3 separate regions of the Mus musculus genome follow, and all the other regions are linked to region 2. Evidence: chromatin loops called from intact Hi-C (ENCODE). Cell type or tissue: heart. All regions are shown on one strand.

What was found. Hi-C counts contacts between places; a loop is a spot of excess contacts. Peaks named below come from ENCODE experiments on the same cell type or tissue, not always from the same donor. Only the 100,000 strongest peaks of a DNase experiment are listed, where the experiment ranks them.
Region 1: it touches region 2 in a loop (3-fold over the local background); 5 of 42 quality-filtered maps call a loop at or near these places.
Region 3: a loop joins it to region 2, with 4 times the contacts of the local background. A loop is called at or near these places in 5 of 42 quality-filtered maps.

What each region holds. Positions count from the first base shown.
Region 1 is chr6:97,508,230-97,510,729 of GRCm38, reverse strand. It overlaps Gm46970 (a long non-coding RNA gene), which reads right to left. Exons shown (of 5, transcript XR_003956336.1): 1 at 1-2,500. It also overlaps a transcript of Frmd4b not described here. Among named protein-coding and RNA genes, the nearest start is that of Gm46970, 13 kb to the right of the region's middle. In heart, no CTCF peak of the experiment used is centred here; a DNase peak (open chromatin) is centred at 1,109; H3K27ac peaks cover 609 bases.
Region 2 is chr6:97,456,822-97,459,321 of GRCm38, reverse strand. The region is part of intron 1 of Frmd4b (FERM domain containing 4B); the gene reads left to right. Among named protein-coding and RNA genes, the nearest start is that of Frmd4b, 30 kb to the left of the region's middle. In heart, no CTCF peak of the experiment used is centred here; DNase peaks (open chromatin) are centred at 31, 1,141 and 1,921; H3K4me3 peaks cover 1,477 bases; H3K27ac peaks cover 2,500 bases.
Region 3 is chr6:97,519,485-97,521,984 of GRCm38, reverse strand. All of the region lies in intron 1 of Gm46970 (a long non-coding RNA gene), which reads right to left. It also overlaps a transcript of Frmd4b not described here. Among named protein-coding and RNA genes, the nearest start is that of Gm46970, 25 kb to the right of the region's middle. In heart, a CTCF peak has its summit at 1,237 (motif pointing left); a DNase peak (open chromatin) is centred at 324.

The DNA.
Region 1 (2,500 bases), 51 kb before region 2:
AAAACAAATAAAAAAAAAAAACAAACAAAAAGCCAGGAAATGTGGACAGCTTGTGTGGTGGCTTTGGATTTAAATTGAACTTCTGAGAGCCCTGAGCTGTCGCCACCATGTAGCACCACTGAGAGATGAATGATATGCAGCATTGCTGAGAGACAATGACAGTGTTCCCTTGTCAATCTGTCAGGGTATCTTCAGCTGTCACTGGGAGGGTGGGAGGGTGGAAGGGTGGGTCAGTCTGCAAGATTTGTGAATCCAACCTAGGCGATTCCTGGGAACCCTGGCTCCCTTTCTAGAAGGCTGATTACAGGATTCCAAACATCAGTGCTTTCCATTACAACTTAAAAGTGAGCACACAGTAGCAGCAGCAAAAACAAAAACAAAAACAAAAAAACAGTTCCTCTCCACCCTGCTCCCTTCAATGACCTTTCAAGCATTGCTCATTAAAAGAGGGTGCCTCTGAGGTGTACCTCAGTGGTAGGATATTTACCTGACATGGGTGATGTCCTGAGTTTTATTCTCAGCACTGCAAAAAGAAGACAGCACGTCTTGTGGGTAGAAATAGCATGCTGCGTTGCTTCTCCATGGTCATTTCTAGGCCCTACCTGCTTCCTTTCTCTTGGGCATGTGTTTGGTGGTCTGCTCCTAGGGGCAGCATTTTCTCAGAGGCTACTGCCTCACAGGGTGAGTACACTGGACATGCTCTGGAACTCTCAGACTCCTCCTGTGCTACACGCATTCCCACTGACTTGCACACTGCTACACACACTCATACACGCTCACATTCTCCTAGACTGCCTCGCCTTGATGCCCTCGGCTGCTCACCCACACATGCGCTCTTTGACATCAGGATGACATGGAGGTTGCCTGGTTTTCAAAGCTGTAAGAACTCCACCTCAGTTCAACCCGGTAGACAGTAAGTTGTCATCGAAGCGCTGTCGTGATGGAGGGACGTGGTCACGAACAAACATTGTACTCAGAGAAGAAGGTGGAGAGCTACCAAAAAATGGGCCTTTACCCTTCTGCTACAGAACCTGAGGACAGCAAGCCAAGGTCTATTCTGTGTCCTGGGAAATAGCATTTGTTTTCAGGAAATGTGATCGTTTTGAGGAAAGGGTGGAGTTTGGGGGGAGGGGGCACTGTCTGGAGCTTCTGGGGATTTTGAAAGTGAAGGCAACTATGGTTTACACTGACTTCAGCAGTAAGAGATAGTTATTGGCTCACGAAACTGAGTTGCTTACTTCAGACAAAGTTTGATCAAGAGGCTGACAACGGTCCCCCGATTGCCTTTGCTTTGCATTTCCTGCAGGTGATCGCTGTGACCAGATCGTCCTCCTGTATAACAGCACGAACACGGTAGTAACTTGTTCCTAAACAGGGAAGAGAGAGTAAATCGACCGGTCTCCCAGAATTCTAAGTGATAGGCCTTACATTCTCTCTGATGGATTGCCTTATGTCCGGGGCCACTGATGTGCTAACTGGTTTGTGCTATTCAAGATTCCTTCCAGAGTGAGGAGTTGAGGAGAGGGGAGACTAAGAAGGGAACATCAGGAAGGATGATGGAAGCTTCTGGCAACTAAACCACCTGATGAGACCTTCGGCTATCTAGAAGGGGACCTCATTATTGTCCTCATGTCATCTTCTCAAAGGCTGGTGACACAGCATAAACTCCCTGCTCCCTCCTCATCGCAACTTTCCATGGTACACGCAGACACGTGGGGCTTGTGTCCTCGCCTCTCTGCTTGAGTTGGCTTCCATTTTGGTGGATTCTTGTTGGAAATTTCTCGATAGCCCAGCAGATTGCCTTCCCAACGTGAGAAAAGAAGTTCAGACCTCTGCCTCCAGGGTAAAGATCAAGCCAGAATTTGCGAGTAACCTGCTTCCATCTTCCTTTTGTGGCTTCTGCCCCAATAAGAAGCGATAAGCCAAAGCCCAGTCCCTGCAGAAGCAGCTAAAGTAGTGGACTGGTGATCCCCGGGCCCTTTACTGACAGCCTGTCATTTCCCCCGGGGCTGTCCCTCCGAGTCTGCACATGCTCTTCATGAACAGTCTTAGGGAGGAGGAATTTCCCTCTGTATTTCATAGATAGCAAGGCAGAGCCTTGATGGGGGTGAAGTAATTCCCTCAGGTGATGAGGCATATGAAGACCAAAGTGGGATTTTGGCCTAGGTTTGCTAGAGCTTGTGGGTGGCACCTAAGCTTCTCACCAGCGTCTCTCTTCAGTCACACACTCACAGCACTGCTCCAGGGGTAAGAAGTCAGCCTTCCCATCTTCTGCCTTTCCTTCTTGAAGTCCTCTTCACGCGTGGCTCGGTCTTACTGCCAGAACCCCACACAGCCCCTGGCCTCCCTCTCAGAACAGCTGCCCCTGTTTATCCACCTACTCAGGCCCGCCTGTGTAGTGCCATAAACCCTGCTTCTTTGAGAATTTCATTTCCCTGTTTTACATCATTTAAAAAAAAAATCAAAACACACATTTCATTCCATCACAGCCCTGCCCTTT
Region 2 (2,500 bases):
GTCCTCACTTCTACCGGTTTGGAGTTAGAGGACGCAGGCACGCACACCCCACAGTGCTGAATACATGTGTCCTGAGTCCTGTGCCTCCTCGCCAGTCCCTTTAAATGAGTCTCAATCATGGATTGGAGGTAAGAGGAATGTCTCTGACCATGAGATGGCAGGCAGGCAGTGTCCTGGAGCATCTTGAGCAAAATGTTGGACGGGTTTTAATGTTATATGGGGGGAGGTTCCTGTAAGCCGAGCATCTCAGAAACCAACTGTTAAGAAACAGAACTAACAAGGCATGTTTATCTCACCACGTTTTCAAGGAATTGCTACTTGCTAACTCCTGTAGGGTAAGGTCTGGAACAATATCCTAACAGAGACAGCTCTTCACGCCCGTCTTTTGGAAGGTTATCTTGATACGTGTAAGAAACGTCTTGGCTTCTTTAAGAGACTGAAAGGGCTGGTTTTCTGATTTTCTTCAGCACTTCAGTGATTACTGGAGTGTGTCATTCCAGGTCACCGTCAGCCTCAGACACCTACTGTTTTTTCTATTCTTTCTTTTCTCTCAATTATTTTGTAATTTGAACGATTCGGGCTCCTTCCTTCACTCATCCTGGAAAGAGCCGTGGAAAGGGTCCCTGCTCGCAGCGCAGAAATGCTTTTGATTTGTAATTGTTAATCTCCTCATCAGCAAGAAGAGGCTCCCTCTACTTTTGTCTGGAGCTGGGCAGCAAAGGTCCAAGTGTGCTAGAACTCATTAGTGTCCTTTCTGAAAGGACCCTTTGATGTGTGTGCCCTGCTCTGCCTCGGGGAAGCAGGCGACTGAATCCTGTCCGTTACCTTTACTCTATTTCTTGGTGAAGCTTCTGTGTGACCAGAATTCATCAGCTCACAGAAGAGACCTCGGAGATGCCATTTTTGTGGATAGCTATCAATTAATTAATGTACTCTTCAGATTTGTCAGAGGAAGTCTTACATCCTTATTAAAGGGAAGCTTTTGGTTCTTTCCCCCTTATAACGTGGTTATGGTAAACTCATTAAAGGCCAATACCGTGTGCTCAGCCTCTCTTCCTTAGTCAGTTGTTGGCAATGGGGGGAGGGAGGGAAATCTGGGTAGACTTCAGAAAAGAAAGGAAATTATCTAATGCAGTGGAGTGCAAAGCTGGGGGAGGGTGTGGAGAGGGGGGATAGGAGGAAGTCTGTGGAGGAAGTAGGTGGGGTTGGGTAAGAGGAGAGAAACCTTAAAGAAACAAACATGTCACAGTGGGGACTGTGATGGGACCTCCCACCATAATAGAACACAATGGTTTGGCCTTAGAAAGGAGCCATCTGTCTCTAAATCGGTCCTACCTAAAGGTGTCTGATGTCTGAAAGCATGTGTTATTTTCTGAAATGCAGCCTTGTGGTCTGGATTGACCCAGGGGCTCCTGTGACTTGATTCACACAAGAGGTTCTCCTTGCAAAGTAAAGCCACTCTGCTCTCAGCCCCTTTAAGAGGTCAGAAACGAACTCTTTTTGTTTGTTTGTTTGTTTGGGTTTTGGTTTTTTGGTGTTTTGTTTTTTTTTTTTTCCCCGAGACAGGGTTTCTCTTTATAGCCCTGGCTGTCCTGGAACTCACTCTATAGACCAGGCTGGCCCCAAACTCAAAAATCCACTTGCCTCTGCCTCCCAAATGCTGGGATTAAAGGCATGCACGTCCATTGCCCGGCCAGAAACTAACTCTTATACAGGGCTATGCTTTGACCTTCCAGACTCTGTGCCAGAGGGCATTCTGTTTTCCAGCCTGCTATTTACTGGGTCCCCCATCTGGAGGCTGGGGAAGGTGTTACAGTGAAATGCAAGATAGGCAGGAAGGGGCTTTGCCCTCCCACAGAGAGTCTGCTAGATGACCAGAGAATATGGGGAAGTGGGGAAACCAACCCTGCTGGTTTAGGAGAACTGTATTCTTAAGCCATGAAGCACTTGAGCTGGAGCAAAGCCGATAAATCACTCTGTCTCATCTCCACATCATGTGACTGAGGCTGAGGAAGTCTGACTCTCCCTCTCCCAGCACCTACCAAATGCCAATCGCTTGTCAGCCAGCAGTGGGATGCCATGTCCACCTTCTGTCCTCTATGCTGGGGTTCTTGTCTGGCTAGAGCTTGTGGGACCCTGGTGCATGCTGTCACAGTTGCTGTGAGTTCCTGTGTGCAGGTGCTCCGTTGTGACAGGAGAGCACTTTTTCCTTCATGTTTGTTTGTTTTGTTTTGTTTGAGACAGGGCTTCTCTGTGTAGCCTTGTCTATCCTGGAACTCACTTTGTAGATCAGGCTGGCCTCACACTCACATAGATCTACCTGACTCTGCCTTCCTAGTGCTGGGATTAAAGGAAGGCATGCAACCCAAAAAAGGTCTTTTTAAGAGCAACTGCTTGCAGAAATCTGTATGCTCATTCAGAAAAGTCCCTAAGAAACAGGCTCCAGCCACAGTGAGGGGTAGCACTGGGTAAACAACAAAAGAAAGGGATAAAAAAACTT
Region 3 (2,500 bases), 63 kb before region 2:
AAGTGCTTAGGATAATGAAAAATAAAGAAGGTCGGGCACATAGTAAATGTTGTCAAGTGCTGTCATCTTTAAAAAATACTTGGGAGGGAGCCAAGGCTGTGATAAAGAGCGACAAAGTGGAGATTGCTTTCTGTAATCAATGAAAGATGGCACCTGGCCAGGAGGAGCTAATTAGGAAAAGAAGGGGACGGTTAAGAAAGGGATGAGTGTTCGAGTGTGTGTCCCAAAGACACACCGACTTCCTAGTTAGCATTTTGCTAAATGAACTTGACTTTTTTTTTTTTTTTTTTGGCTCTGGCCGGGCCTTGGCTCTCAGCTGCATCATCTCCCAACATCCTTTTCCGTTTCCAGATAACTTCCCCTGCTGGACCACCCCACAGGACGAATTTCCAGAAGATAGCACCAGTACATTATGCAGTGTTTGCAACTGAAAATCATACTCTGTAGCTAAACAAAGGTCTCCAGGCAAACCCTGGGTGGTCTGTGCCGTGGATATTTACATTTCACTGGGGCTTAGTGCCACTCAGATGCTCTCCCATCTGTCTTAACCATTTGGAGCAAGGGGGAAAAATGCTCGTCCGATCAGTCTCCATTGGGGTCCTGCTACTGTTAGGCCAAGGTGCGTCCCTCTTTGGATAACAGTTTGTGAATTCACAAGTAAATTAACTCTAAGTGAAGTTTTGTTTTAATAGTTCTCTATGCTATATTCTAGTCAACAGCCCTTCTATGTGGGAAATCGGAACCATGGAATTACAGAAACATAACATCATGAAATAATCCAACATTTAACCTAGTTTTAGCCTGTCTCAATAAACCTAAAATGCAATTTACAAGACAGAGGGGGGAGGGAACAGTTTGTCTAGTGAATCTTTTTAAAATGTCATTAAAGTCTCATTATTTGAGATAGTTTTTGTTTTGTTTGGTTTGGTTGGTTGGGCTTGGATTTTCACACAAATTTTTCCTTCATAGCCCCGAGTCACCTTTATCAACACACCCATCTCCCTGTCTCTTACTGTGGCCTGCCTCCTTTTTTTCTCTCTAGGACATCATGGCCTTCTACTTAGACACTGTTCTAAAACAAAACCATAACCCAGAAGACTCATAATGAACAGAAATTTATGTCCCACAGTTTGGAGGCAGAAAGGTCAAGGTCAAGGCACCAGGTGATTGTGTGTCTGGCAAGGTCTTATAGGTACGAATGGTGTCATCTAGTGCTGCCCTCTACTGGTAGTTGCTTTTATAACACATTACATTCATGAGGAGGGGTCTGTCTTTGGGACCTAACTAGTGATTGGGTTTCAATACGGGTGTTTTAAGGGGTGAGGGACACAAATACTCACACACAGCCAACTCTGCAGATCTCCACTCTGGGGATTCCTTTTAAACACCAGCAAAATCACCAACCAGAGTGTATAAATCACACTCGGACTAGAGGTAACGCCCAGGCTTTGACATCCAGACATGATGCTGAGGTCCACAAATGTGTTAGCTGCATAGCTATCTATCCTATGGGGTCCTTAGGCCGCAGGCCATGAGACAGACACAACATCATAAAAGCTGAAGCTAGAAACAGTGAGTTCCCTGTCACACCTCAGCAAGAAACATGTGTGTTGGAAGACCCACGTTTTCTTGTCTTAAGCCACAGAACGATCAGACAACAGCCTCAAGTGTTGATTTTAGAGTTACAAATGCATTTGAGAGAGTGGACAGATTTCTAAATTTGGAGTCTGTGAATGCCGAGGACTGCCTGTGCTGACGAAAGTCCTTCCCTCCAATGCTGATCAGTGTTGGCTAAGTGTAGGACTCACACGGGGAATTAGCCAGGGTATTAAATTGGTGTGCCCAGACTCCACCACTCCCCCATCTGCAGCCCACTGTGGTCATCAGAATGTTTCCAGGACAACGTAGTGGTCAGCAGGCCACAGGCCTACCTGTGGGCCCAGCATACAGCTGCCTGTTTGAGGATTATGGTAGGATGAGACAGGCTCGTTCATTTTTAAGTGGAGGCAGCTATTCCTTTGACCTATGAGGACCATATAACATTCACAGTTTGGTTCCTGATAAAATTTTGCTGAAGCGAAGTCGGGCCTGTGTGATTTTTGTGCTGTCAGCTGCTGCCTTTGTGAGGTGAGATGAGTAGACGGAACTTTTGCTCCCACAAAGTTGACTAAATTCATCATCTAGTGTGTGAGCGCTTCGGGTTAATGATCAATTTCCTGCAGCTGTGTTCCTAAAGGTTAAGTCTGTTTCGTTTTGTCTTGACTTTGACCATTACCCTGGAGCCCATTTAGACCAGGGCCATCGGGAGAGCTTGCCGTGACTATGCCTTGTCCTGCCCTGCTTTCCCTAGTATGCCAGCCCATGGTATGGGTGACCACTGAGTTCCTGAGACGTGCGGGTGGGACTGAGCCATTAATGTTTGCTCATATTTAATTAAATAGAAGTATCCACACGTGACACCTGGCTACCCGTGTAGATTCAAGATTACAAACTGCCTGAA